Linked DNA regions of Homo sapiens: region 2 is linked to region 1. A link is a loop called in an ENCODE intact Hi-C map of the cell type or tissue named here. Cell type or tissue: heart right ventricle. All regions are shown on one strand. Links, peaks and the distances in the headings refer to the core of each region. The heading gives the core; the rest is flanking DNA. Region 1 has its middle 110 kb from the start of CD82. Region 2 has its middle 55 kb from the start of ALX4.

Region 1 (15,467 bases), core at 4,029-12,028:
AGATGAGGCCCAAGGATGGGGTTGAGTTGCCCAAGCTCACATAGTGGATGCAAGAACTCCAAGTAGAATCCAGGCCTGGCTTCCTACCCATTGTAGTCCTATTCCCATTAGCCTTGCTCTCATTTCATGAGGCTAGCTCAGGCACACCCTCTCCAAAATGTCTGCCCTGACACCCGAAGCTCATGTGCTCTTCTCCATTCTCATCTCTGAGAGCCCTGGCTGTGCCCTGCTCAGTTGGCAATTGAATATGTCCACCCTATTCTCTGGTTGTTCTTGTGTACAAACTGAGCTTCTCCAAAGACAGTATGACCTCCTGGAGGGCAGAGCCCCTTTTTTCTTCTCTTGTCTCCATCAAAATTCCTAGCAGAGGGTCAGTTTTACACCAACTCTTTGGTAAATGCTTCTGGCCTAATTAACTAATGAACTGGCAGCATCTTCCATACTGAACTACCTCCCTCCACCTAAGAGGAAGCAGAGAATTTTAAACTAAGGAGCTGAAGCAAACAGAAAAACTTGAACATTCCAGCTCATCAAGATCATCTCTGAATTCCCAGCATTTTGGATGAGTAAGTTGGTAGGTGGGTGTCACAGTGTCCTCTGTGATCAAAGGGGCTGCTGCAGGAGTTCTACCTCTTGAAGAAGTGTATTTCTGGGGAGGCTTTGGAAGTTGACTCCAGGGGTGAATTTGGGTAGATTCCAAGGCCCTGGAAAAACTCAGTGTCCGTGGTTACAGGATAACGGTCTACCATATTGAGTCCTCCTCTGTTTCTCTGGAGAAGCGGCCATAACCCTGGCCTCTCTCTCTAGATGATGCCACTGGCATGAAGAGAAAGGAGAAGGGACAGCAGGCCAGGACTCTAGCCTGTAATTAGCCCTCTGAGCCACTCAGTTTTTCACAGGGTGTTTCTCTTGTGATTTTCAGTGTATTTTCATCTTTTTAGCCTCTTCCCTCAGCTTCTTTGTGGCGGTGTTTGCAAATGGTCAGCACAATGATATAAGCCCAGCTTGTCCAAGAAGAGCCCTTCCTTGGTCTTGGCTCCTCTGCCCACTCCCCTGGGTGACCCATTGCCCAGCTGGCCCCTGCCTGGGGCTGGGGAGACAAAGACCCCCTCTTTGGATCAGGACATGACCTGTGCTCACTGGAGCTTTTACCAATCTCTGCAATTCCTGCCTTTATCAGATTAGCTTTAATTAGACAAATGAAAATCACATGGAGCATAGAGGGGAGGAAGCCCTGGGCTTTCAGGGGTGTCTTTCAACAGAAGGATGGGGGCAGGGTGGCCATTAGGAAAGGAGAGGGACAGTGGGTGGAGATCCCCATGCACAGATGTGGGTGCATGCAAGTGCCTTCAATGAAGAAAAGTCTGGGCATCTACCCAGAAAGGCAAAGGTGCCATCATCAACTTGGAAGGGACCTTGGGACCGCCTATCAAGAAGGGCCTTTTGAGGGTCACAGACCAGACCCCTTTGGGACTCTGCTGAATACAGTAAGCCATAGATGTAATTTTTAAATTTTTTATGTAGTCACATTAACAATTTTTAAAGAAACTAATTTATTTTAATAATAATAAATTCTAATAATAAACTTTAACATATTTTATTTAACCTAATATATCCAAAATATTATCATTGCAACATATAACCAATATGAAAATAATTCATGAGATAGCTTACATTCTTTTTTCCACACTAAGTTTTCAACATCTGCTATGTATTTTACTCCTACAGCCCATCTCAATTTGGACTAGCCACATTTCAAGTGCTCTATAGCCTCCGGCTGCCACACTTTGGGTAAATAGCTGTTCTGGTTTGTCCAGGACAATCTTGGTTTTAGCACGGACAGTCCCATGTCCCAGGAAACCCCTTAGTCCCAGGTAAACTGAGATGGTTGGTTGCTCTGACTTGGTTAGCACAGCCCTAGACCTTCTCCCCAGAAAAATGCACAGACATTTGACTTACAATTTCCGGAGGTTTAGTGCTCTTTCTTGATTCTTCTTTGGGGAATGTGAGATCTGATGTTACAGGCTCCCATTCTACAGATAGAGAAGGCATAACCCAGAATGGACTTGCATAGGGCCACATGGTGACTTTGCAATTAGAACTGTGACCAGACCCGGGCATCCTGACTTCACGATGTTCAGTGCCAGCCACCAGGGGCGCCTGGTAGAGCACGATGCCTGTCCATGGTTCCGGAGTGTTAGCAGTGTTAAATAGAGTGGGGCTGTTGCCCTGCAGCTGTGTGGTTCCTAGGATAAGTAGGTGCCCTCTCCGCCACACAACAGGGCAGTAAGCCGTCCGTCCCAGACAGGCAGCAGAGGTGACACCAGGGACAGTGTTAGCCAAAGTGGGCACACACCACTCCTGGCATGTGAGATGGTTTCGTGTTTCACGACTTTGACTCCCAGAGTGACAAAGCTGCATTCTTTTCAGAATTCTCTTTCTATCCTTCTGATTTGTCAAAGAGAAAGTCTTGGTGTGGGGTTAGGATCTCTGACATCAGTACTTGCCAGTTCCTCTTTTCAACAGAGGGAGACCCAGGCTTAGGCTAGGAGAAGGCAACCATGTGTTCTTAGGATTTTCTTTTTTACTTTTTATTTTTAAATAATTACAGATTCACAAGAAGTTGCCTTGTGTATATATTCTTCACCCAATTTCTCCCAGTTCTGAAAGAACTATAGTGTAACATTAAAACCACAAAACTGACATTAGTACAATGTGTGTGTATAGTTTTATGCCTATTTATTTATTTATTGAGACAGGTTCTTGCTCTGTTGCTTGGGCTGGAGTGCAATGGCATGATCCTAGCTCACTACAGCCTCGACCTTCTAGGCTCAGGTGATCCTCCTGCCTCAGCCTCTTGAGTAGCTGAGACTACAGGTATGAGCTACCACACTCAGCCACTTTATGCCATTTTATCAGGTGTAGATTCTTGTACCACCACCACCACCATCTGCCTGCCTTTTAATAACATTATTTTATTTCCCGTCTGTTAATTTTTTCTTCTTTATTCTCTTCATGCAATTGAAACTGTTTTTTTCATTTATAGTAATGATATAACATTTCCCTTTAAATAAATTTCCTGAAGTAGAAAGAAAAAACGTAAGCAGAGTTGAGGAGCTTTATTAAATATTAGTGATACAGTGATATAGATAGAGGAATTTTATTACATATTAGTGATATCGATGATATAGATTAGTGATATAGATGATACCCAGGTATGACAAAGTTGTGAAAATATCATGTAAGGGCCAGGCATGGTGGCCCTGTAATCCCAGCACTTTGGGAGGCTGAGGGAGGCGGATCGCCTGAGGTCAGGAGTTTGAGACCAGCCTGGCCAACATGGAGAAACCCTGTCTCTAGTGGAAATACAAAATTTGTCGGGCGTGGTGGTGCATGCCTGTAATCCCAGCTACTAGGGAGGCTGAGGCAGGAGAATTGCTTGAACCTGGGAAGCGGAGGTTGCAATGAGCCAAGATCACACCATTGCACTCCAGCCTGGGCAACAAGAGCGAAACTCCATCAAAAAAAAAGAAAGAAAGAAAGAAAGAAAATGTCGTGTAAATAACAACTATATGGAATAATTATGATGTCCCAGGCACTGTTTAAGTGTTTCGTGCTTCATATATACTATTTCAGTTAATCCTCCCAACAACCTTTGGGTTAAGTCTTATTACTATTATCTGCACTTTACAATGAGGAAAGCAATACTTTTTTTTTTTTTTTTGAGACAGAGTCTTGCTCTATTGCCCAGTTTGGAGTACAGTGGCACAATCTCGGCTTACTACAATCTCTGCCTCCCGGGCTCAAGAAATTCTTGTGCCTCAGCCTCCTGAGTAGCTGGAACTACAGGTGTGGGCCACCATGCCTGGCTACTTTTTTTCTGTATTTTTAGTAGAGATGGGTTTTTGCCATGTTGGCCAGGCTGGTCTTGAACTCCTGACCTCAGGTGATCTGCCCACCTCAACCTTCGAAAGTGTTGGGATTACAGGTGTCAGCCACCGTGCCCAGCCAAGCAAGACATTTTTAAAGTCTAGAAGCATCAACCTAGATTTTTTTTCTACACACACCACACATACACACACACACACACACACACACACACACACACAAAAACATGTGGTTCACAAACATGTGGGCGTATCATACATATCATTTAGCAACCTCTTATCCAGATCTGACTTTGAAAATCCTAAACCAGGATTCCATGGTCTGTGTTGTCATTTAGGGGGCCATAAGATTATGGTAAAGCAAGGGTGTCCAGACCCCCATGGCTTGTCCTCTCAAACTCTGCTCAGACAGGGAGGTGCTGCTGAGATCCGTCCATCCTGGCGTGGAGCCACAGCAGGCACCCTCAGTGAGGGAGAGCAGACAGAAATGCCTGGCAAAGGCCCTTGGTCTGGAGCCCAGGGCCCAGCGTCTCCCCAGGATCTACTCTCTGTCTTTTAATAGCCTGCATGCTAATGGATAACAAGGTCATCCTGCATCATTCTCGAAACCCTGATGGCATCAAAAAGTGCTAGAGCTGGAAAGGACCACAGACACTCTGCATTTGACAGAGGAGGACACCATGGCAGAGAGGGAAGGGGCAGGGTCCAAGGCCACCCCACAGGTGAAGGGGGGTCAGACCCCACCCACCCGTGGCAAAGGGCAGCCCGGCCTAAGATCTAGGCCTGATTTCTGCAAATGTTTGTTGAGTGAGTAAATGCATAATCTACCATCCTGACTGTCCTGTCACTTCCCTGACATTATTCTCTGCTTCTCCCTGGCGTGGATATAAAATATTGGCCTGCCTCAAAGGCTCTGAATCAATGCACATCCCTCGAGACACCTTCAGAGATTCTGAATCAGGAGGTTTTTGGAGAGGAGTCAGGAGTTTGAATTGTAAACAATGCTTCCCCTCTTCCCCGCCCTACTGGAGCTCCTGGGTGCAAAGTGATGCCAGTGTAGATGCCCAGGGTGGGTGATTTGACCACTGTTTCCCTCTGTAGCTTCCTCCTCTACCAGGCTGCAGAATGCTCCCAGCTGACAGTCCTGGCATTGTTCAGAAACCTGTGGGCCCTGCCCCTCCCTTTGGACCATTTACCCAAAGCAGAGAGCGGTGGGGTGAGCTAACAGGAGGCCTGGCTCCCCTCCGACACTCACCCTCAACACCCACCAGGCTTAGCCTGGGAGAGCCGATGAGTGTCTATTACCATAGCAGGCCCCATAAAAAGGATTATAGGCTGTTGCTGAGTTTACAAGCCTGTTCTCGTAAAGCTGCCAGACTTGGGGTGGCCACAGCCCCTCTGGAAGGAGGATGAAAAGGAATGTTCCCTCTGCCGGATGCAAACACCCATTGCTTTCATGGGAACCATAGTGGCCTGGTTGAAAGAGCACTGGACCATGAATCAGAAGACCTGGATCAAATGGAAAGACAGCAGCTCACAGCTGAGCTGCCATCAGCTGGACCCTAGCCCTCTCCAAACCACTACTTTCCCATCTGTGAAGTGGGTGCTGCACTAACCTCTCAAAAGTGGTCGTGCACAGGACTCCAGCTAAACCTTCGATGTTGTGAAACTGTCACAGGGCCCGCATCAGAGGATATGACTTTGAATAGTGAGGGAGTCTCTCTGCTCATGGGGAAATAGGACTCTCTTCAGCAAAGTTGGAAAAGAGAGGTATGCTCATGGTCCCTTTTTCCATCACCAGTCCGGTGCCTGGGGCTAAAGATGTGGCCTCACAGACAGAGGGCAGCAGGGGAGGACAGAGATCTGGGCCAGCCCCAAGAGACCCCCCAGGCCTCTCTGGCATCTGGCCAGGCTGGCTTCCTAGCAGCCCTCACCATGTTCAGGCCTGGTTTGTGTCTGGCAAGAAGCCCCAGGCTAAGCCAGTCTGTGCCCGCTTGACACTTGATCTCAGGGCTCTTTCCCCTGTCGGCCTCCAAACCTGGATTGTCTGTGTCAGGCCCTTCTGAATTGATCAAACCCAGAGCCCTGGAGCCTGTGGACAGTCTGTAAAATGTGAGGCACGACTGGGTGTTTCTCAAGAGCACTTCCTCCATCAGTAGACGAGGCAGCCCCAGAGGTGGGGAAGGGACAGCCGCTGCTCCCCATAGAGTTTCAGGAACATTTCCAGTGAATGTGTCTGGACAGGGGTTTTGAATCTTGTCGGCAAAAGACCAGAGAAGCAGTCTGCTGTTTGTGCCCACAAGGGAGTGGCCATAGGGACCCGGGTGTAGGTAGGGCCATGGTTCTGTGGCCCAGGTCATACTGTTGTCATTTAAAGCTAATGATAATGATAAATAGCAACAAACAGGCGCAGGGCTCACACCATGCTGAGCACTCTGCTCTCATTCTTGTCCCCACCCATTATGGCTATTATTGCTCTGCCCTCTTTACAGAGGAGGAAACTGAGGCTCAGACAGGCCCGCTGACCTGCCCAAGGGTATATTGTTGGGAAGTGGGAGAGCCAGAACTCAAACCTAGCTCTGGGGACTCTTAAGAAAATGCTCCCTCTTCCCCAGTGGGGAAGCATGTCCCCAGTGGGAGGCAGGGGAGGGAGAAAGATTGAAATCCTTTTCTTGTTTTTTCACTCATGTGGCAATTTCTGTTTCTAGCATGTGTGTCCCCCATCTGCCTTCCCCCGAAGCTTCTCCCTACCCCTTGACCCCCACTCAGGACTTCTATGGGCACAACCTGGGCAAAATCAATCATATGCAAACTTAAAAAAGTAATAGAGACTAATTGTTTTTAGGAAATATAAACAAAAATAATCGCTTTCAAGAACATGTTGCTTCGTGTGCCCTTGGGCAAATGACTTCACCGCTCTGAGACTCTCAGGTTGTCTCTCTGCAAAATGAGGATAATAATGTCTCCTATCTCACAGGGTCACACTGTGGCAGCCCAGTGGCTGACACTTAGTAAATGCTCAATAATAGTGAGTTCTTGCTGTTAGTAGTAACAGTGCGGAGAAGGTGAGTAGATGGAGATACCAGAAGCACCTAGGGGAAACATAGGGCATTTCCATGGTGATAATGTTATGGAATCTTACTTCTGTGAGAACTACCCAAAGTCTGGTGACCCAGGTAGTGGGGGCTGGGGTTCAATATCCCTCTATGGGAGGTGGGCTTGCAGGAGGAGCCAGGCCCCATAAAGGAGGCTGGGGTCAGGCAGGGCCCCACATCAGAGGGAGCCAAGGGGAGGAGCAGGTGTACAGGCAGTGGGGGTATCACAACCAGAGCCCAAGTTGTAACAACTGGGGCTTCTTCCGTCTTTCTCCACCCCGTACTGATGTCCAGACCCTACTCAGGGGCAGCTCAGGGGCAGTCCTGCTTGTCTCCAGGGGCCACAGGCTGATGGGGCTGAAGCTCCCAGAAGGCCATGTAGCTATCCAGGGTTGGCCAGAAGCTGCAGAGGCTGCAGGATGAAGGGAAGCTGGGATGGGGACTCAGGGAGGCCAGAGCCTGCTCCCCGTGGAGGGGTTCAAGGTTGTGCTTTCCCATACTTCAAACTTCCATTACTGTTGCCTTCTTCCAGGGTTGGTCAGAGGCTGTGCCTGTGATGGGCCTAGCCCAGGTGCCCTGTACTTCATGTTGTGCTGAAGTGACTCATGAAATCTGATTGTTATATTTTCAGAAATTTCATGAGCCAGTTGTTAAACACAGCCATTACTAAAAATCAAATTATATAAACTTGCAAGTAAATAAATCATATTAAAAAGCAAAGGTAACCATCAAAACTTATCATTTCCTAAGTATTGTAGTCCATTTTTACTGTTCTGTCTGCTCATGAAGCTATTTCCATCTATGGTATCTGTATAGAAACACTGTACAGTCATGTACCCTGCACACCTCTTCTCAACTCTGCAGTCAGTCACATGTTTTGTTTGTTTGTGTTTGTTTGTTTGTTTTTGACACAGAGTCTTGCTCTGTCACCCAGGCTGGAGTGCAATGGCGTGATCTCGGCCCACTGCATCCTCCATCTCCTGGGTTCAAGTGATTCTCCTGCCCCAGCCTCCCAAGTAGCTGGGATTACAGGCGCTTGCCACCATGCTCAGCTAATTTTTGTATTTTTAGTAGAGACAGGGTTTCACTATGTTGGCCAGGCTGCATCATCTTTTAAAGACATTTTTTTTGTTAGTGATATCATCTTGGTAGCTTGAAATTTGGTCAGAGGGCAGTATTTACACCATGGAAATCAGCAAACGCTGCAAATCAGGCCCACTCCCTTTCTGGATCTGATCGTTAAACACTTAGGAGCACAACACTGCCACACAGAAGCCAGGATGCAGGAGCCAGAATGAAGGGGAGCTGGGATGGGGACTTACGGAGGCCAGAGTCCACCCCCAATGGAAGGGTTCAAGGCTGTGCTTCCCTGGTAGGATTTACTTCGACCCCAGAACGCCAGGGTTTATTTTAGAACATTAGAAGAGTCCTAAATTGATCATGACCCATTGTTTCCCCAGCAGCCGGAAGGCCCCACCCCCCATTGTCCACCACCCATCCCAGCTCCTCAGAGGCTCCTGCAAGACGGGAGTGGGAGGAACCTTGAGGTCAGAGCCTTGGATGGCTGCCTTGTGTGCTGGTGGCTTCTATTGTGAGCACCCGAGGATCTTGGGGCTTCCTCATGCCTGGGCCTCAGAACCCACTGGGGACCAGCCTGTTTATGGTAAATGATGCCTGTTCACTTTGATTCCTGTTTCAGACCTCGGGGCCACTACTGTGTCTCCACAAATTAAAGGCTGCTTGTGTTTGGGGGATTAAGCAATCCTGTGGAGCCCTGGGAACATCGGAGCCTTCCATGAGGGTAATCAACTGGGCCTCCCAGATGCAGCCGTGGGGCACGCCCATGTCCACACCAAGGCCAAACCCCTGGCTGGTGTTACAGGACCCTGGGGACCAGATGACACCACGTCTGCTCTACAAGCACACATGGTTTAGAAAGAAAAAAAAAAACCCACAAACTTCCAACACTGTTGCCTTTTTTTTTTTTTTTTGAGACGGAGTCTCGCTCTGTCGCCCAGGCTGGAGTGGTGGCACGATCTCAGCTCACTGCAAGCTCCGCCTCCCGGGTTCACACCATTCTCCTACCTCAGCCTCCCGAGTAGCTGGGACTACAGGCGCCCGCCACCACGCCCGGCTAATTTTTTGTATTTTTAGTAGAGATGGGGTTTCACCGTGTTAGCCAGGATGGTCTCCATCTCCTGACCTCGTGATCTGCCCACCTCGGCCTCCCACAGTGCTGGGATTACAGGCGTGAGCCACCGCGCCCGGCCCTGCCTTTTTCCTTCTCCAACTTCTGGGTCTTTGAGATGCTATTCCTCCTGCCTGGGAGGTGCCCCGCACCCCCACACCACCAATTATATACATCCCATACTGAGATGCGTATAATCTTCAGTTTTAAAGGCCCAACTCAAATTCCATGAGCCCAGGAGTAAGAATAATGACATTCAATGTGTGCCTCATCTCAGGGTTTACAAAGTACTTTCTTCCCCTGCTTTATTTTCTTGCATATGTCCATTCAACAAATCCACAGTGGCCGGGTGCAGTGGCTCATGCCTGTAATCCCAGCACTTTGGGACGCCAAGGTGGGTGGATCACCTGAGGTCAAGAGTTTGAGACCAGCCTGGCCAACGTGGCAGAACTCCATCTCTACTAAAAATACAAAAATTAGCCAGGCATGGTGGCGCACGCCTGTAATCCCAGCTACTTGGGAGACTGAGGCAGGAGAATTGCTTGAACCCAGGAGGTGGAGGTTGCAGTGAGCCAAGATCACACTATTGCACTCCACTCTGGGTGACAAGAGCAAAACTCTGTCTCAAAAAACAAACAAAAAACCAAATCTATAGCAAGTCCCCAGTCTTCACTGTGTTCTAGGCCCCGGCGTGGTGGAGCTCATCCCCTGGGGAGATGTTCAAGACCCACAGGGCCCAAAGCAGCAGCATTTTCATTTCACAAATCAACAAACGGAGGCTCAGAAAAGTAAAGTAACTTGCTGCCAAGTGGCTCAGCTGGAGTAGGGGGAGTCAGAAACATTTCTGTCTTCCTGACTCCGTCCCTGATCCCAGCTAATTTATCTAGTCCTTTATCCTGTGACAATAAGAAAGATTGAACTGGGAAGAAAAAGATAACTGGTGCAGAGGTGCCAAGCTCTATGGGACTTTGAGGGTGCCAGGTGAGTGTCTAGAAAGGGTCTTCGGGTAGCTTGCTGTGGAAGTGTGATCTAAGTCTCTCCACTAGCTCAAGAGCTCTTTAGCAGAGACCAACATCACTGCTTAAGATTTGGTGGCATCAGCTCAGAGTTTCTTTGCCAGTTTCATTCTAGATACATCCCACCCCTCCCTCCCAGCCTCTGTCACTCTCTTGTGTTACAGAGATTCATGGGAAGGACTTGACATCCTGGTTGCTCCCTGGAGGCGGCAGCCCTGACCTATCATTGCAACCTGTGGAAGCCCAGCCTGAGCTCAGCACATTTAGGAACTCTAAAACATGAATGTAAAAAATAAGTGAGCATCCTCTCCCTCCATACGAAAGCATTCGGGGCTGCCTCTGTCAGATGGAGGGCTCCTGGAGTCTCCTCCTAGGGTCTGCAAGGCCTCAGGGCTGGCCGTGAATTTGCATGGGAAAGAGTGTTTTTGCTATTATGATTCCACTGTAAAGGGAGCACAGAGCTCTGCCTTAGGGGAAACCTCCCCTCTCAGATGGTCACGTCCCTCCCAGGAAGTGCAGGGTGAAGGGCCTTCCAGTTCTGTAACACCCATCAGTGGGCATAGCCCATGCAGAAAGGACTGACCTCTTCCACCACCAGAAGACATAAAGGGAAACTGAGGCCCAGAGAAGGAATGCCACTTAACATGCACTGCCTCTCTCTCTGAGCCAAGCACACCTTTATGCTGTTTAATCTGAACAATGTCCCTCGAAGGTGGGCTTTATCATCACCCTCTGTTTCATAGGTATGCTGACTTGCCCAAGGCCCTCCAGGTAAGAGATGGCAGAGCCAGGGTACATATCTGAGTTGGCCCTCCCAATTCCCACACCATGTCACTTCCCCTGAAATGGGAATGGTAACCCCTATCATTCCTATCCTGCCATGGGCTCACCGGGAAGATTCAACTAAGATGGTATCACAAGCCTTTTAACTCAGCCTGGCACGAGAGATGCTGTGTAAGGAGCCCTTCTTTCAAAGGGAGGCAGCATCAAGGAGTCCTCCTTAGTTTCAAATCAATGTCCAGATCCTTATGACCACTGAGTGCTTTGCTTTTCAAAAGTTTGAGTGAGATGTAACATACATAAAGTCTACAAGTCTTAAGTATGCAGTGCAATGAATTTTCACATATGAATACCTTGCTATATGTACACTTTAGATTAAGAAATAGAACATTTTCTGTACCCCAGAAGGTTCTCTTCTACTTCTTGCAATCAATCCTCTCCCAAAAGCAACCACCGAGAAGCTTTTAAAATATATATAATTATATATATTCATTCCCATTTTTCAGCTTAAAAAACTGAGGCTCTCTGGAACTGAGGACTATGAAGGCACCAGTTGCTGCTGTAACAGGAGGTCCCTGGACTTGTTGCCAGTAGGTGGGGGTTGCACAGGGAGCCACCCAGACTCTTCTGCCTGGGTGAACATGCTCCAGACACCTCCTTTGGGTCAGGGCAGTGACCAATGTGGACAGAACCCAACCCCTGGCCCACAGAGGCTATCCTCTGAGCTCCCTCCTGAGGCCACAGTGGTTTGAGGCAGGGCTACTCTGCCCAGAGAACCTTAGCCACACGCAGCTCCCTGCTCCCTGGCTCTGAAGGGTCTCACCTTCCCTGTTTCCCATCAGCCCTTCAGCATCCATGAAATATTAGGAAAATGGGCTGAGTATTAGGTAATGACTGTCCAATTTATTCTGACAGCAAGAGCCAGAGGGAGGAAATTGACATTGGTGATTTTACTTAGGACCTGACAACTTTAATTAATCTTCACTCCTTTTCCAGGGAGCAGGGGGCCTCTGACAGCTGTGCAGAGCTCAGGCGGAGGCCTCGTGTGTGCTGACTGCTCCTCAGCTGTGTGGACGAGGCAGGCAATGTGGGGAGCCCTGGAGAGCCCAGCGTGGCCCCCATTCAAGCCACAAGCTTGTCTGAGTTTCTCTAGCCATCCAGCTAAGGCCAGCCCGCATGTCCTCCTTTGCTTCCCCAAGGAAGGCAGAGGATGCCAGAAAGCTTCTACCCACTTCTCAGACGGAAACGCTGAGGTTTAAAGAGGCGCCTCCTTTCCACCCAAGCCTATTGTGAATCAGTCCCACAGTGGTCTAGCAACCCAAGCGGCACCACAGCTCAGCGGCAAAGATGGCCACAACCTCTGAGCAGCCCTTGAAACCCAACCAGAAACCCTACCCCAGGGCTTCTGCTGAGAGGGCACCAGGCGTTCCAGAATCTGCCAGGCTGATAGAAAAAAGAGGCCCAGACCCAGAGAGGAAGGGGGTCTCACTGGCCTGCACTGCCACCCCAGCTGCCCCCAGTGGAAGTCCTCACCCCATCAATCAGCCCCTCTTCGCAGGCACAGACATCTCCAGGGGGGACTCTCTGAATGCCAAAAATCCTTCAAGGCTCCAGATAAGGACGGGTGCTGGTGAAAATAGACCATCAGGGACCCCCCATGTGCAGTCACATGCCTCAATGACTTAGCAAACCAGCTCCGGCACTACCTCCAGTGTGTGGCTTTGAGCTGGTAGAAGATTCTGGTAATGGGCCAGGGATGACAACAATAGCATCCACATTACCATAACAACCAACACTGAGTGTTCACCACGTGTTGAGCCCATTACCTAGCATACAAACGTGATCACATTCGGGGTCCTCTGGCACCTCTCTGGAGGGTGCACCATCATTTCCCCTATTCTCAGAAGAAGCAGTCGAGGTTCCGTGAGGGTAAGTGAGTTTGCCAAGATCACTGCTAAATGGCAGAACTGGAATTCAAGGCCAGTTCTATCTGTGTCCTCAGCTGACCATTCCACCACGTGGCCCCAGGGAAGTGCCCTGGCTTGCTCTGACAGCCCCACTAGATACAATCTAGTCTCACGCCTTGGGCCTTGGTTCGTTCATCCCTGCTCTGACAAATAGAATCCTGGGGATCCCAGGGCAGGTGACACAAAGTCAGCCATACTCTCAAGCACCCTGCTGCCTGAACAAGCAGGTAGCCCCTTCTCTAACTCCAGGAGGCTGGCCAGAAGCCGCTACATACCTGTATAATTAGGAAAGTCCTCCAGGGTGTGTGACTCATCCTCCAGCTATGTGGGGTGCACAAAGGGAGGTTGAGGGGCAGAACACTCCTGCCAGGTCCACGCTAATTTCAGGTGCTCTCCAAAGCCTCTTATGATTCCCAGGCTTGGGGCAGATCCAGGGGAAGACAAACTAATTGGATTCATGCTGCACATATCCCCTCCCTGTTGGGCCCCTTCACTGGTCTTATGAGCCTCAGTGTCCCCCCGATGAAATGTGGACATTTGCATCCACCACATAAGGATGTCTTACGGTTCTAATGACAAGGAGGATGCTTCGTCCTGTGCACTCCATATATGCATGATCAGCTCTACCAACAAAACGCAAACTTCCTTCTTTCTTTCCTCCCTTCCCTCCCTCCCTCCCTCCCTCTCCTGCCTGCCTTCCTTCCTTCCTCCCTCCCTCCCTCCCTTTCTCTCTCTTTCTCTCTTTCTCCCTTCTCCCTTTCTTTGCTTTCTTTCCTTTCTTTCTTTCCTTCTTTTTGAGACAGCTATTACTGTGTCACCCAGGCTGCAGTGCAGTAGTGTGATCACAGCTCACTGAAGCCTTGACCTCCTGGCCTTAAGGGATCCTCCCACATCAGCGTCTTGGGTAGCTGGGAGTACAGGTGTACTCCACCATGCCCAGCTAATTTTTTTTTTGCTTTTTTTAGAGATGGGGTCCCACTATGTTGCTCAGGCTGGTCTCAAACTCCTGGGCTCAAGTGATCCTGCTGCCTCAGCCTCCCAAGCACTGGGATTACAGGCATGAGCCACCATGCCTGTAATAAACAATATTTCTATTAATAACGTTAAATAGAGAGGTTTCTCCATGGAAGGAAAATGACACAGGCTTTGGAGGCCAGCAACACTGTTTTGCATTCAAACCATGCACCTCACTGTCTGGGAGTTTCTCAGGCTCTAGCCTCAGTTTCCTCATCTGTAAAATGGGCTTAATAATCTCTCCCTTGCAGGAGTGTTCTGATTCAATGAATTAATAAAATATATGTAACATATATGTAAAAATACATATAAAATATATGTATAAAAATACATATAAAATATATGTATAAAATACGTATAAAATATGTATAAAAATACATATAAAATATATGTAATATTTTTAAACAGAATAATATATTCTGATGAAATAGCATCTGCAAGGTGCCTTGGAACATTGCCTTGGTCAGTAACTAACACTACCTTTTCTCACCTAGTGCTTTATCTTTGACCATTTGTTTCAAAGATGAAGAGACGGAAGTTCAGAAGTTTCAATGGTTTGTCGCAGGTCACACAGCTGGTGAATGGCAGAGCCAGGATTGGAACCCAGGGCTCGGGCTTCCCTGCCTCACGTGAGGAAGATGCTAGAGGACTGGAGGCACCTAGCTGGAGTCCTTCCTCCATGGAAGCAGAAAGAAGCTGAGGCCGTCACTTTTTCCTTAGGGCCTGGGCCTGCAGCCTCTTGGCTGCGACCCCGGGGCCTCTTCCCATTCCACCTCTGCCTCTCCACCTAGGCAGGGCCCTGGCATCCTGTGAAGTGGGCCAGCGTCAGCCCTGGTGCCACGTGAAAGGTCCCACACTACTCGGGGAAACGGCTTCACACTCAGAGACACCCTTCCCACAGAAATATGTCAGAAAGTCAGTTTAATCCTGTCTGCTCTGCATTCCCACAGCTAGTGCCTACCTCCCGCCTCGTGGGCTGCAGTCTGCGCCCTCCCAGTGGCTCGGGAGGCGGAGGGCCATTCCAGGATTTTCCATGGGTTCATTTCTGGCAAAAAGAGGCCTCACCTCCCCACCTCCCCGCCTCCCACGGCTGCCTCTCAGGCACCCATGGCACGGGGGAAGTGACAGGGAGCCTCCACTGTCCTCATCTTTCACATGGGCCTATGGGAGCAGCCAGTCAGAATCCGGGATTGGGAACAGTGAACGTGCCTCGCTCCTGAGTCCCATGCCATCCACACCATATCGTCTCCTTCAACTGCAGCTGCTCCGTAATGGAATCCTGCTGCTTAAGACGCCCTCTACAGCTAATATCGCCAGGTGTTAAGGACTACCAGCACACAACAGAGGCTTTCTTCCCCATACAATCAGAAGAATTGGCAGAGCAAAGCTGCAGAGAGAGTCAGCCACCACCCTGGGCATGCCGTACCGGGAAGATACACGGGAAGTTTTTTCATTCATTAAGACCTCAAGAGCAATGCTCCAAAGTTAAATTGCTCTGGGCAGACACAAGTGAGATCTCA
Region 2 (15,467 bases), core at 3,449-11,448, 86 kb after region 1:
GGGAAACTGAGGCTCAGAGAGGTGGAGCTGCGGCTAGGAAGGGGCAGAGCTGGGGCTCTCACTTCAGGCCTATGTTCTCACCACAACCCAAGCTGAGCTGGGCTGGAAGGAAGCACTGATCTGAGCTGAGGGAGGCTACTGGCCTGCCTTCTACACATCCTTCAAAGCTTCAGGTCTACAGAGAGAAGAGCTTTGGGCTGGCCAGGGCCCATCCCAGGAGGCAGGGCCTGTGGTTCAGACAGCTAGATCATCTTTCTTCCAAGCACCAAAGCCCCTTAACTCTGGGGACTCTCTTCCTGTTCATCTCTGCAGGAATGAAAGAGTTGAGTACATCTCAGAGGTGAGGGAGGCTGAGGCCTGGGCACAGGACCGGAGTTGATTTTAGAAGTCAGGGGCTCAGTAAGGAAGGAGATTAATCTTTGAGCTATCATCTAATCTTCCCCAAGACCTTTCCTCTCCAATACAACTATAATTCCTGTTCTGGTCACCTGGCCTATCCCAAGCCTAGTAGGTCCAGGAAGTGCAGGGACACCAAACCCTGTGGTCTACAGGGCCCTAGGGTGCTGAGGCCATGGCTCTTCTCCCCTTTGGTGCCCACTCACCTTTCTTCTCAAGGTCTCCTGCTGTTGCACATCCACAAAGAAACCTCTGACCAAAGAAACAAGTTTCCAGTATGTCCTTTGGCCTGTAACAGCCCTGAAAAAGTCTCCTGGAACACCAGGGTGGGGCTAGTCCTTAAAAATATTTTTAGAAGAGCAAGCTAACCTCTGAGGAGCTTGGGAGGCATGGAGGGGGCCAGGAGACTGGTAGCACCTTTGGGATCGGGGTCATCGGCCTGAATCAGTTGGACCCCCACATGCTCCTTCCCCTTACCTGGTGTTGCCAGATAAAGTACAAGAAGTTTGAATTACAGCTGAATAACAAGTAAGTTTTTACTATAAGCGTGTCCCACATATTGTGTGAGACATAGTTATCCAGTACCGAAAAATTATTGATTATCTGAAATTCAAATTTAATTGGGCATCCTGTATTTTTATTTGCTAAATCTCACAACCCTACCCTGACCCCCATAGGTAACAGTCAATTCTGAGAGGCCCCACACAGACCACCTCCTGCCAACACCACTCCAGAGGCCAGGGAACATCTCTGCCCTCTGTCCCTGGGGCAACCCTCCATGAGCAAAGCTCCTGGAGCTCATCTCCCGTCCCCCTTTGTCTATCCATGCAAGGATTATCAATAATTCACTCAGTCCCAGGACATGGGCATTTATTATCCCCCTTGTATTTGTCTGTTTTCATGCTGCTATTAAAAATACCCAAGACTGGGTAATTTATAAAGAAAAGAGGTTTAATTGACTCACAGTTCCACATGGCTTGGGAGGCCTCAGGAAACTTACAGTCATGGCAGAAGGCACCTCTTCACAGGGAAGCAGGAGAAAGAATGAGTGGTGAGCGAAGGGGGAAGTCCCTTACAAAACCATCAGATCTTGTGAGAACTCACTCAGTATTATGAGAACAGCCTGGGGAGACCACCCCTATGATGTAATCACCTCCCACCAGGTCCCTCCCCCAACATGTGGGAATTACAATTCAGATTACAATTCAAGATGAGATTTGGGTGGGGACACAGAGCTGGGCCATATCACCCCTTTTATAGATGAGAAAACTGAGGGTCTACAAAGTTAACTAAGTTGTCCCAATTACAAAGGAAAAGGCAGAGTCAGAATCCTCTCAGGGACACTGAGCCCAGACCTGCCCATTACATCACGGCTGCCTGAGATCATGGCTAAGACCTTGGCCACACCCACCCTAACCCCATCATAATCATCATAGACACTTCAGCCCCAACAAGAGACTCCCAGTGTCCTCTGCAGGCCTGTGGCATGATGGGAAGCACACTGGACCATGGCTAAGGACACTGGGCTGAAGCAGACTTTGCCTCTTAGCACTAGGGTGATACTGAACCAGTCACTTCCTAAGGTGGGCAGCTGTGGTTCATTCTGCAGGATCCATGTCTATTAGGGCATCTGCCACTCCATCCCACAGCTCCTAGGGAACAATCTCAGTGCCCTGCTTGTCCCCTGATGACAGAGGTAGGCACACAATCCATGCCTACAAATTGTGGAACCCCACCCCACCCCACCCCCATCCATAGTAAATGGACTACGAATTGGAGATGCAACCCAGGCAGGGAAGGTCAGTGTGCTTTCACGCCTTTGCTATATGGATGCTGGAAGAGATAGAGTGTCTCCTCCTTAGGATCCCAAGATGGCAGCACCACGTATGTCTTAGGCTTCCAGTGGGTGTCTTTCCCACTGTGGAGAAAGAAAGACTGCCTGAAAGAAAGCCACAGAGAAAAGCAGAGTCAGAGGTAGAGAGAGACAAAGACACAGAACCGCTGGATCTAGCCATGCCTGAAGCCATTGACACTTGGAATTCTCAATTACAGGAGCCAATATATTTTCCTTTTTGCTTAAGCCAGTTTTCATTAGGTTTCTGCCACTTGCAACCAAGAGGGAATACCTCCCTGCTCTCAGCCAAACAAGGGGTCTGGACTCTGGTATGGCCCAAGTTCTCTCCTTCCTAGCAGCTGCCACCTCCTCATCCCCTGCAGAAGAATCTCCAACGATTGACTGTCTGAGCCTTCTGAGCCTCCAATCCTCCAGGCTCCCTTCCAGCTCAGACCTCAGACTGCATAGCTCTTGTACAGAGTCCCAGCCTCCCAGATTTCTAGACTCCTTCCCATGCACCTCCTGGTCATGGCGATGATGGGGCAAGGTAAGCAGGGCAATGGCTGTGTGGGTTTCTGTCAAGCCCAGGCCTTAGAAAATCTAAACCAGGGGCAAGATATTCCTCCAACTGCTTTAAGGGACACTTTCTTTTAAATAGACTTGTGAAACCTTCGTTTTCAAAATACCAGCACGTCATTTAATTTTTTACTTCTCCAAATGTGAATATTGTCAAAAGATGGGCTTTTTAGTTCATTGTTTTAGTTCAGCTGCTTCTTTTCCCCAGCATGGAGTTATTCTGAAAGCCAAGTGTTGAGGTAGATTGGGGGATGGGGGATGAAGGCGAAGAAGAGAGGTGCTCCAGGAAGAAAGGGGGAGCAGGCCCACAGGCCCACTTGATACAGTAATCAGGGGCATAGCCACATGGAAATGCTTTCATCAGCCAGAACTCAGCTCCTGCCATGCCAGACACAGTGGTTGCCTGCCTGGCAGCCTTTTCTCCTCCTCCTTCCTGGCAGGGCCCCATTTTTTGGGGGGGAATATCTACCTCCTCTCCCCTACCAGTCAAAGGATGGTCCCATTGCCAGTTCCAAGGGTGTCTCCCTTACTAAGCCAACCACCGTAGGTCCCATTCCCCTGTCTGGGACTGGTTTAGACATGGGTCTGTGATATAATTCTGTCCAAGAAGATTAATGAGAAACCTGCTGGGGCTCTCAGGAAGAGTTTCTTCATTGATTTACAAAAGGCATGATATACAGGGAAGAGACCCCCCTCTTATTCACTGGCCAGCGTCATGTCTGCCTATGGTGCCTGGAACTGCTATGGTCACTTGGCCACCATGAGGGGGACTCATCTGCACGAGAACCTGACCCTCAGAGCATGCACAACTCACACATTCCACTGCAAGCACCACCCTACCCCAGGGCCTTTGCACCTGCAATTCCCTCTGCCAAGAACACTTTCCCTCAGCTCTCACCTGGCTCACCCCTTCACTTCATTAAGGTCTCTGCTCAAATATCAGCTCCTCAGATAGACTCCTCTGACTTCTCTCCCCTCTGCCATTCTATTCTCTTGCTTTGTTATTCATAGCTTTTAATTGACATTGTGTTATATATTTAAATTACATACACATGCATTGTGTATAATATACACATACACTGTGTCTATATAATATATCATAAACACTTATATATGAGTACATATTAAACAGACTGAGTATCCCCTATCTGAAATAGTTGAGACCAGAGGTGTTGCAGATTTCAGGGTTTTTTGTTTTTTTTTTTTTTTTTCAGATTTTGGAATATTCACATTACATAATGAGATATCTGAAGGATGGGACCCAAGTCTAAAGACAAAATTTATTTATGATTTATGTGCACCTCATGTACACAGCCTGAATGTAATTTCATTTTTGCTTTGGGGACCCAGAATAAACCGTGTTCTGCACCTGCGTTTTCACTGTGACCCATCAAGTGAGACTGTGTGTAAAATTTACCGTTTGTGGCATCATGTTGGCGCTCAAAAAGTTTCAGAATTTGAAGCATTTTGGATTTTCATATTAGGCATTCTCGCCCTATGTATCATGTATATATGCCATACATATAATATACATGATATATATACAGCGTGTGTGTATGCGTCTATTTAATCATCTTTCACACAATAATGTAAGCGCCACCAAGGCAAGGACTTGGTTTTTTTCCCCACTGTAACCCCAGAGCCTAAGAGCATGCTTGGTACAGAGAAAGGTGCCTAGCAATATCTGATGGAAGGGAGGCAGAAAGGCAGGAGGCCTGTGTACTTGAGGACAGCATGAAGCCTCTAAATTAGGCAGTCCTCAGGACTTCTTGTTTCTGGTGATAATACATATTCCTTATTAAATAAGTTTAAGCAGGTCAGTGTGGGGTTTTGGTCTCTAGCCACCGAAAACTCCCTATTTTGTGTATCTGTGCCATTCCCTGTGCCTCGGATGCCCTTCCCTGACAAGTCTCCCTGCTGTTCCCCTCTCCATCCAAGCTTGGCTGCAATTCTGCTCCCTCTCCAGGGTGCTTGAGAACGAAGGTTTTGCATCAGCAAAATCAGGGTCAAATCCCAGTTCTGCCATTCGCCAGGTGACAGGGACCTTTGGCAAGTTCCTTAGTTCCTCTGAGCTTTAGTCCCCTAGACTGTAAGATGGGAATTGCAGTGAAAGTGCCCACCTTGTGATATGCATTCAGCAAGATAATAGAAGGGTTTCAGAGACAGGAGGAGTTGGGTAACAGGCCTGGCTTTGTCACTTTCAGACAATCTGTCTGCATCCAAGCTCCTCCTCCGTCATATGGAGACAACAATTGGTGCTGACTTAAATGAATTAATGAGATGACATGTATGAATTGCTTAGTACAGTGCTGAATAAGATATTAGGTGTGTGGGCCTGATGCAGTGGCTCATGCCTGTAATCCCAACACTCTGGGAGGCTGAAGCAGGCAGATCATTTGAGCCCAGGAGTTTGGGACCAGCCTGGGCAATATAGGGTAACCCCCATCTCTACAAAAAAAATTTTTTTAATTAGCCAGGCATGGTGGCATGTGCCTCTAGTCCCAGCTACCAGAGAGCTGAGGTGGGAGGATTACCTGAGCTGGGAATATGAGGCTACAGTGACCGTGATCACGCCACTGCACTCCAGCCTAGGCAACAGAGAAACTCTGTCTCAAAAAAACAAAAAAAAAAAAGATATTAGGTGTGTGTAGGTATACCCATAAACATTCCCTTTCAAGGATGCAGGGGCCTCAAGACCCAGCCTCTGTACTGAAGAGGCCACAGGGGATGGGGCTAAAGAGACAGGAAAGACCCAGTTTCTGTGGGGCAGGCAAAGGTGTCTGGGTATGCTTGAACAGGTTGACTTCTGACTCTCCCCAGGCAGGGTCAGCCTCTTCCACCCTGGAAGCAGTTTGCACTGGGCCAGTGTCTTACCTAGGTGGGAGGCCCACAAGCCCCCGTGGCACTGACCTTGTGAATTTCAGTCCCAGGTCAGTCCCCTCCACTGCTCACCGGAAGCAGCAGAGGCCACTCGCTCATCTCTCCGCTAGGCTGTTTTTAAACTGAAGCCATTAGGCTTGCTAATCGCCTGTAATCACCTTGTTTGAATTAGCATGGCAAGTGCTTCCGACTAAACGGTCTGTTATTCCAAATAACCCTCATTGGTTTTAATTATGTACCCTGGAATGCACGGCCTCCCAGCCCTCTGCTTTATTAGGGAGGGGTCCTGTAAACCACAGGATGGGGCGTGGTTCCTGACCTCCCCTCTACAGGCCCCATAATAAGGAGAAGCAGGAGAAGGTCTTTTGCCCGTCCAGACCCTCCCTTAGGTCTATTTTTAAACCCAACACAGGATGGAAGAGATGACCCCAGTGCCCCTCTGCTGCCCCCATTCTTGGGTTCCATCTGCTTCCAGCAACCAACAGAGCTGTGGCCCAGAGACTGGCAGAAAGCCCCCAGTCCCTTTCTGTTTGACTTTGGAATATGCCATCCCATTCTTTTGATCCAGACTGGATTTCCTCATTCTGTTTGGCTTTGGAATATGCTATCCCATTCTTTTGATCCAGACTGGATTTCCTCATTCTGTTTGGCTTATCCAGTTATTATTTTTAACATCACCCGAATTTACAGTTGAAGAAACAGACGTAGAGAGGTGGTGGCTAGCTCCAGGGCATGTCAGAGAGCAGAGTTTCTCGAACTCAATGTGCACACCAAGCCTGGGGATCTTGGCAAAATGCAGATTTAGATTCGCTGGGGCTGGGGTGGAGCCTGGGAGTCCTTGTTTCTAACCAGCTCCCAGGTCTGAGGACTGACCACACTTTGAGTAACAGGTTGCTATGGCACTGGCTGCAGGGAAGGAGGCTAACATGATCACCTCCTCCCCTGGCCAGGCGCCGTGCTAGGCTCTTTACAATTCTTATTCCTGTTTCATACCTGGCCAATACCACACACCATCCTGGAAGTAGGAATATTTATCCCCACTCCCTTACCTGAGAGGTGCACGGGGAGGTTTTCAGACTCAGCCAGTGACAGGGGAAGGTCGGGAGCTCATGGCTCACCCAGCAGCCCCTGAGGTTGGGAGTGTGGGCATGGATGGGGTAGGGGACAAGGAAGAAAGCCCCGTTTCCTAAGAGACGCCGGCTGCTGAGGGCAGACCTGAACCCAGAATCCAGAGCTTTCCTGGCCTCCCGACCCTATGTCCTATGCCCCATCCACACTGTGAATTCTTGGCCGAGGTCCCTGTTTTACCCAGGGCTCAGCCCTGAAGAAGCAGGTACGGGAAGAAGAAAGCATTTATTTATTTATTTATTAAACAGATATGTCTTGAGCCCAGGGCCTGGCACACGGGAGGCCTTCAGCAAATGCTTGTTGATTAAAGAAAGGAGTAGGGAAGCTCCTCCTATGTCCAGGATCCATGGAAGATGCTGGAAATGCAATGGTGAGCGAAGCAGACACTGTGCCTACCCCCGTGGGGTCTATAGTCTGGGGAAAGTTGAGCAGAGTACAGGGGCTTGAACTGAGGGCAGACTCTGTCCAGGCTCTGGGACCTTGCCTTACAGGCCTTATCCCATTAAATCCTCATAACCACCAAGTAAAGTGGATGTTGGTCCTTATAATGAAAAATACTGAGAGTCAGAGACGGTGAGTCACTTGCTCAAGATCACACAGGTGCTGGTTAAATGACAGAGCCAGAGTTTGCAGCTGGGCTCTGAATCCACAGCCTACCCCTCGATGCAGCCATCAGAACCAGGCTGGGGATGGGGGAAAGAATTCCAAAGTCTTCCAGGTGGAGCCGCCACAAAGGAATGGTTTTATTTAATGGCATGGGAGTGGGAGGGAGGGGGCGTTTTCCCTGTCCCCACCCTGACACCACGGTGAACCTTGAACTGCTAAATTGAGTGAGATGGAGCAGGGCAAAAGGTGAAGGGAGCCTGCTTGCAGCCCACGGGGCTGGGGAAATGAGCTAATTAGGACCTTTCAGCGGTGCCGGCCCACAGCTGGGCAGCCCAGCTGGTTCTGGGTGGACAGAGTCCTCCCTGGCCCTGAGTTCAGAGGGTGAGCCCTGCCTTACAAGCAGGATGGTTTCATCCCTGCTTGTCTGCTCCACTAAGCCCTCAGGTGCCACAGCCAGGAAAAGGAGCCAGACCCATACAACCCTGTGGAGAGACAGCTCACTGTTACCTTGGGGATGGTGGCTTCCAGGCCGTGTCTGGCAGGGAGACTTATGTCTTCCAACTTCCTGGTTTTATTTTGGCCTTGGCCTTGTGGTGTCCATGAATTCACTGGCCTGGACTGTGAGTGCCAGGACTCAGGAATGAGTCTGCCCAGTTCACCACTGACTCCCCAGTACTCAGCACCCAGCACCCAGGATAGGGCCTGGTACCACACTGGTGCTCCATAAATATTTTTTGAATGAATTAAGAAAGAAACCAGCTGTGTAAATTACAAAGGTGTATACTGGCCTTTTCTGGCCAGTGTGGGAGTGATTTGGGCTTGATTTTATTTTGCTTTGACAGGATTCATTCAAGTCACACTTGCTGATCACTAACTCTGTACTGGGCACTGGGAATTCGGAGCTTCAGTGAGCTGCCAGGGAGCTGAGTCCAATGAACAAGATTCATAATTATTTCTAGATATCTAAGTCTATGATACAGCCTGTGCTCACAATTATTTTTAGATATCTAAGCCTGTAATAGTCAAAAAAAATGTTTCTCAGAGGAGGTGGCATTGGAGCACATCCTGAAAGGAGGAGCGAGGGTAATTGAGTGGGGAAGAGGGGTTGGCCACCAAATGCCAAGTCATCTGCAGGAGTGGGAACATAGGATTCTGTACGTTGCAGTCATGAGAAGCCATCCCTGCATGGCTCAAACATTCATAAGTTGAGCATAAAATCCCTGCCCCACGGCCTCTGTTGCCAATCCTAGATACAGGGCTCTCAGGGAGGCAAGGAGAGCTCTAATCTAATTCAGAAGAGGGACCCAGGGGAAATGGAAGCTAAAGTTTATTGAGTACCTAGGCAGGCCCTGGATAAGTAGTGGGAGTGAAAACAGACAAGGTCTTGGCTCTCTGGGAGTTTCTAATGGGGAAGAGTGATGTCAAACACTCACACAAGACACAATAGACATAAACAGGGTGGGAGCTGTGAGGACAAGACACAAACTATATCACAGTGGAGCTCACTCAATCGGCAAAGTGGGTGTAAAGAGCAGGAAAGATTTGTAGAATAGCTGATGCCTAAGCTTTTCACATTTACTTCCTTGTCAAGCACTCAGCATAGTGCCTAGCCTAGTAAAGCTCAACGAATGGTAGCAAATACAATGTTACTATGAATTCACTTCATCTAAACCATCACGCTGCAAGGAAGGTACCAAGATGATCCCCATTTTACAGATGAGGAAACTAAAGACCAGAGGTGCCAAGTCACTTGCCCAGGGTTCCAATGTGGCTGTGGGAAGAAGCTGGGATTTGAACCCAGGCAGGTCTGGCCAGCTCTTCACAACCCACACTGCCTCCTGTTTCCCCAAACCTAATTTGGGAAGATGGGGGTGGGAGTCTTCAGTCTCCCTTATGGAAAACTGAATCCATTTATCAACAAATCCCTCAATTCTTTAAACAAAGTAATGCATGAGAAAGCATCTGGCACAGGCCAAGCTCATGGTGCCCAACAAATTCCACTGTCAAAACTCTCAGGACCAGAGCGGCCTTAAAGAGAAAGTGACTCAATAAAGATTAATCTGGTCATCTCTTGAAACACTTTTTATTTTTCTAAGGGAGTTTCTATTAAACAGACGGATAAGAACACAGGTTAAAGTCAAAATATGTGTTCATAGTCGTTTTAATCATTACTGCTATTGTTTGCAAACCCATGTAAGTCTCTGTGTGATAAAGACCTGGGGACACAGACATGGAGAAGAGTCAGGTTCTCAAGGAAGTCACACCCTCAGCTAAGGAGACAAAACAGAAACGTCTGGATGGCTGGAAAGTTAAGTAATAATATCAAGCAAGAAGGGACAATTTGATCAAAAGACATCACTCCCTTAATTGTAAAGGGACTGGTTCAGACCAGTGAATTTAAGGCTGTAGCCATCATGGCGGGGCAGAGGGTAGAGAAAGGTTTCCCATGGAAGGAGGAACATTGCTAGGTCTTGAAACATGGGGAAAATCTGATTAGACAGGGATGGGGGCTGGGTTGGAGCAACCATCCTGTTGGTTTCCGTCGTTCTTGAAATAAATATCTTTGGCATGTAGAGCAGCCCGCATCGGCTCTCTGAAGAACAAGACAGCATTTTATTAAGGAAAAAAAAATCCAATTTGGGGTCAGTGGACAGAAGAGAAGAGAAGGGTAGGAAGAGAACACACTCTGTCATCCCTAGTGAAGGCTGAAACTGCTTGCCCACGCAGAAAATGACATGTCCGGACACTGGAGAAAGTGGCCCCACCAGCAGGAAGCATGAGTGGCCCCTTGCCTGACCATGGGAAGATTTTTCAATTTTCCTAATGTTCTCCAGGAGGCCTGGTCTTACAGAGAAGAAATGCCAAAACTGGCCAAGAAAATAGAAAGTAGGAGTTTTCTGCTTAGAACAGCTCGAAAAACCTAGAAGTGGAGGAGTGGTGCGGCTCCTCGTGGGACGTGTTGATCACGCTCTGTCTTGTAGGAATGGCTCAGAGTGTGGCGGTGATCGTGGCTGGAGCCCCCTGCCTTCTGTGGCCCACCCCATCCCCCAACCCCCAGGTCCAGGTCGCCAGGTCCCCCACTTCAAGGTCGTTAGCTCAAGCTCTTGTCTCAACCTCCCGCATCAGGTGAGAAGCTAGCCAGGTTGAAAGAGCCCTGCCTGGCAGGCTCCCCTGCCGCTCTGAGACCCACCGCTGACGTGGGACAGGGAGCTGAGAGCTGGCCATCTGCCCTGCCTGTCCCATCTCTGTAGCAATCAGCCCCAACAAGGCAGCGAGCCGGCCGACAGGGCGGCATTTAAGTCAAACTCTCGCATATCAGTTTTGATTTCAACTGGAATCGCCTCCCTCGGCTGGATTTCAAAAGGCAGCGTTACTAATGAGAAACACACAAGTTCTTGAAATGAAGTTAACGTCTTTTAAAAAAGAAGGGGCGGGGGTTGCTTTTCTTTGCTTTGGCTCTGTTGATATATATTAGAACCACATTGTCCAAGGGCAAAAAAAAAAAACAAAAAAAAAAACAGACGTTCTGCTTCTGAACAGAAGTACTACGGGAGTCCTTGTACTTTGGAAGATGCAGAGAGGCTGGTGTCCTGGCCTGTCGTATCTCTCGACTTGGAGAGAATTTTTGTTTGTGTTTTTGTTTTTTTAGGGTGCTGGGAATTTGCAACTTCAATTTAAAACAGGAAAAAGGAGAGGAGGATATAGAGTATCTAAAGTGGGCAAAAATGAACGCCAATGAACAGTTAGTATTTTTTTTTAAGAGCTTGTTTGTTTTGGAGAGAAGTGGGACATAGAGACCCAAGGACGGGCTTAGGTTTATAGTCTGCTCCATCCCCTTCCACTTCCCAGCTCTGTGTGCCTGAGCAAGTCGCTTCGCCCTACATGACTCTGTCGCCTCTGTTTTTCTGCTGAGAAAACCATGAAACACCTCCCCACTACGGGGCCGCTGGGAGGACTGGAGGTTCCCATGAAGATGTGCCAAGTGTGCGTGACACTCAGTCCCTGCTCAGAAAATGGCACTTGGATTGGGGCATCCTTGCCATCTGGGAGCTGTTAGATCCAGAGAGCTCTGCAGGGCCTGGTTCTTTCAGGACACTTCTTTCTGGTGTTCCCTGAAGCCCACTAGAGATGTGTTCGCTCCTATAAGAATGTTCTCATTTCAGAGCTGACAGGAGGAAAGGACAGGGGCACTTCATGCTCTGCTCCATCATAACCGGAGCTGGACAAGATTTGAGAGGGAGAGGGATCTCTTGCCTCTTGAGAAGCCTGAAGCAGGGAGGCTATCCCTGAATATTCCAGAGGTGGTTCCTCCCAGGGCCTCTGCCTGTGGCTACCCCCTGTCCATCCACTAACTGCCTCATCCTCAGGTTTCTTCCAGAAAGGACCATGGACCCCTGGAACACTCTCCAGGTCTTGCTTGGGCAGTACCTTTCCTCTCCAGGCTTTGGTTTACCCATCTGTGCCAAAAGGCGATTGGATAAGGTCACTCCCGAAGCTCCCTTTCAGAGCTGATGGTTCACCAGTCTGTGAAGGGCTGAGACTCCCTCCAGCCTGGGAAAGGCTTTCAAATGCCCAAGATGGGGATTTTCCGAGGCTGGACATCCCCATTCAAGGCCCTGCAGCCTTTAGCATCTTCAACAACTTTCCAAACCCCTAGAAACACTGATGTAGGCAGGAGATGGGTGACTTGGTCCCCATCCTGGTGGGGATGAAAGATGCATTTGCCTGCATAGCCAACCATCGCTTCACTCCTGAGGAAAACCAAGCTTCCCAAGGGATGATGTATGTTCCATGTATCCCAAAACACACGGCAGGGGCCCCATTCCCCTTTGGAGGGATGAAAGTCAATCATGATGGAATCCGGCTTGGAAGAGGAAACAGGGGTCCCAGCATGATCAGGGCCTGTTCTTGGATCCACATGTCTTTGATCTATTCCCTTAGCTTCCCTGCAGCCTTAGTTCTAAGAAATAAGACCTTTGCCTTTTGCAAAAGCTTCCTGAGGACAAATCACCATTGTGCTTCATCCCTGTCCTCTGCCTCTCCATGCTCCAGGCTAGGGCTCTCTCCCGAGGTATCTGGGCCTTTTGGGGTTTTCCTGGCATCTAGAAGGAAGTAGTGAGGGACATCAAAAATTACATAGGATTTCCTCCCCTAGGAGCAAAAATCTGGTTCCAACCCTGATTCTTTCTCAGCCAAGTAGCTTCAGGCCTTAACCTTTCTGAGCCTCAGTTTCCCCAGCTGTGAAGTGGGGATGCCTACCTGACAGGGCTGTGGTGGGGACAGGCTCTGTGCTTAGCTTTCTCTGATTAGAAGGGGCCCTTATTCCGACGCCTGTCAGATATTGTGCACTCTTTGCAAGTCTAGAAATTGTCTAGTGGCAAAGTCAGGAGGCAAGTGAGGAGTTGCCCCCAGAAACCCATCCGAGCCTTCCCACCTTGGCAGTTCCTCCATTTCAGAGGCTGGGCGCAGCATGTGCCATCTCTGAGTCAAGCTGGAATCCTGTGCCCAAATGCAGCCTGGAGGAAGCAGGAGGGAGGGGGCGAGATCTCTGCAAAGCACGGACAGGGCAGCCCAGCCCGTCAAGAGTTTCTGGCCCCAGGACATCACAGTTGCCCCATCCCAGGTGTCTCTTCAGAGTTGGGGGGTTTCTGGGGTTCAGCAGCCCCAAAGAGAGTGAAGTCAGCTGGGGCCGACAAAGTGCCTTCTCAGCAGGCCTGGCCCCTCTGCATCTGGGGGACTTGTTTTCAGCCAAAGCCAGACCCTGACCCAACAAGCCCCAAACCCTTTCAGTCACCTTGAACGAGGAATGTTTTTTTCATTAACATCCTACTCCTCTGCTCCCCTTCTCCGCCCCCCAAAGAGGCCCCCAAGCTTGAGCTTCCTCTCCCTGTCTCTGCAACCTCCTAATATCCCCAGGCAGCTGGAAGGCGAAGGCAGTGATCTCAGCTGACAGCCATGTGCGCAGCCCCCGCCGCCCACCCCGACCCCTCAGCTAGCAAGCTGTTTTCCTTCCCTTTGCCCACGATGGAGAGAGCTCCGCGCCCAGGACTTCTCCCTTGTGAGGTCTCCGGGAGCTTCCAGCCCAGAGACAAGGCCCGACTCAAAAAAAGGTAACAACTCTTTTACTTGCCAGATGTGCTCTAGGACACTGTCTCCTTTAATCATCCTTGTCCCTATTTGACAGATGAGAAAACTGAGGCATCTTGTTGGGACTCTTCTCCCTGAATGCAGCCCTTTCCCAGTGGAGGCGGGGCTGGCAGTGGGCTCTCTGAGCAGGCCCTTGGCTACTCCTACGGGGTCCAGGTGCCTTCGCTGCACTGCACGCAGGCCCCTCTCCCCAGCTCTTCCGAGGCTGTGCTGATCCAGCACTTCACCCGCCTCTGCTCACCACCTGTGTCTTCCCCATTCTTTCCTTTAAAAACGCTGACTGTAGTTGACAAGAGAAACTTTACTCTGGAGGAAACTGATAGGCCTGCAGCCTAAGGAGTCATAAGAGGAGCACATTTTACATTAAAAAGTAAAAAGAAAGATGGAGATACTTTGGCTTTAGAGTCATTTATACCTTGGTTCAAATTCCAGCTCTACCACTTACCGGCTGTGCAACCCTCAATAAGTCACCCCTCTGAATGCTGATTTCCTCTCCTGTGAAGCAGGAATATTAGAAAAAGTATCTACATCCAAGGTTTGGGGGAGAGTTAATGGAGAATCGTAAGTGCTCAGGAATTGTCAGCTATGATGATGAAGGAGAAGGAAAAGGATGGAGACGAAGAGCAGGAAGTTTTTAAGGCTCTTGATACTTGTTGCAATGTGCAATCGACTACACTAAGTTGCCCCAAATTGCCTTCCCACCAATAGGAATGAGAGAAGTAGCAAGGCATGATGGCTACACTAGCCCCTAGCCACACATAGCTATTTACATTACAATTAAATAAAATTGTAAATTCAGTTTCTCAGTTGTACTAGCCACATCTCAAGTGCTCACCAGCCACGTGTGGCTGGTGGCTTCACTATTGGACAGCATAGCTAAGTCCTAAAGCTCCGGACAAGAGCCTGGGTTCCAGAGACAGGCTGCCTACATTCAGATCTTGCTTTGCCACTTTCTAGCCATGTGACTCTGGGCAAATTAGTTTCCACCTGCCCCAGTTTCTCCATCTGCAAAATGGGGATAATAGTAGTAATACATACCTCCTAGAGTTGTTATAAAGATTAAATGAACTAATATTTGTAAAGCATTCACACAGCACTTTGCATATCATAAGAACTATTAAATAAATGAAAACAGCTTATAAATTATGGAAGTTGGCATTCCATGTCCCCGTGTATAAATGTCAGGAAAGGTCACCCCTCCCCACCACACACACCTCAGTACCTATCGTATTCCAGATTCCATACCAAGTGAGTCACCATGTGTAATAGCTTCTTTAATTTTAATGCTTGTACATCATTTAAATGAAAAATTGACTCAAGGAAAAGAACAGAGAAATGTATCAGAAGCCAGAGACCTGAAAAATACGGCAACTGAACATTAGATCTTACCCAGAGCTTCCTGGTGGCCAAGGTAAAAAAGGGAAAACATGGCAGATGGTTTTATTCTTGTCTGATGATCAAATCAGCTCCTGTGCTTTCTGTTACCCACAATCTGATCAAAAAAGGAAATCTTGAGATATAGGTACATCGATGTAGATTTTTTTTAGTCTATGATTAGCCCTCTATTCAGGGAAATTCCTAAGTTTCTAAACTCCTAAACACTTGTTGCAAATTGCAATCAACTACATGAAGTTGCCCCAAATTGCCTTCCTGCTATTAGGAATGGAGAGAAAAGTAGCAGAACATGGTGATTAGAGCTACACCACCCAAGACAGTATAGCTAGACCTGGGCCCAGCCACTCCCTGCAGGGTCTCTTTAACTGAAAGATGCAAATCTCACTGGCGTGAGGTTCTGTATCCCCATATCCTCTGCCCTAAAGAGTGTTGGTCTGTTCTAATGCCTCAAAGAGTCCCAGTAACTTCTGAAGTATTTCCATCTGACCCTGACCCTAATCTCCCA

What was found. Hi-C counts contacts between places; a loop is a spot of excess contacts. Peaks named below come from ENCODE experiments on the same cell type or tissue, not always from the same donor. Only the 100,000 strongest peaks of a DNase experiment are listed, where the experiment ranks them.
Region 2: a loop joins it to region 1, with 2.0 times the contacts of the local background. A loop is called at or near these places in 1 of 110 quality-filtered maps.

What each region holds. Positions count from the first base shown.
Region 1 is chr11:44,443,788-44,459,254 of GRCh38, reverse strand. No RefSeq gene overlaps it. Among named protein-coding and RNA genes, the nearest start is that of CD82, 110 kb to the left of the region's middle. In heart right ventricle, for the core only: no CTCF peak of the experiment used is centred there; DNase peaks (open chromatin) are centred at 5,954 and 8,604; H3K27ac peaks cover 3,694 bases.
Region 2 is chr11:44,357,248-44,372,714 of GRCh38, reverse strand. No RefSeq gene overlaps it. Among named protein-coding and RNA genes, the nearest start is that of ALX4, 55 kb to the right of the region's middle. RefSeq lists an enhancer at 7,257-7,756. In heart right ventricle, for the core only: no CTCF peak of the experiment used is centred there; no DNase peak of the experiment used is centred there; H3K27me3 peaks cover 2,778 bases.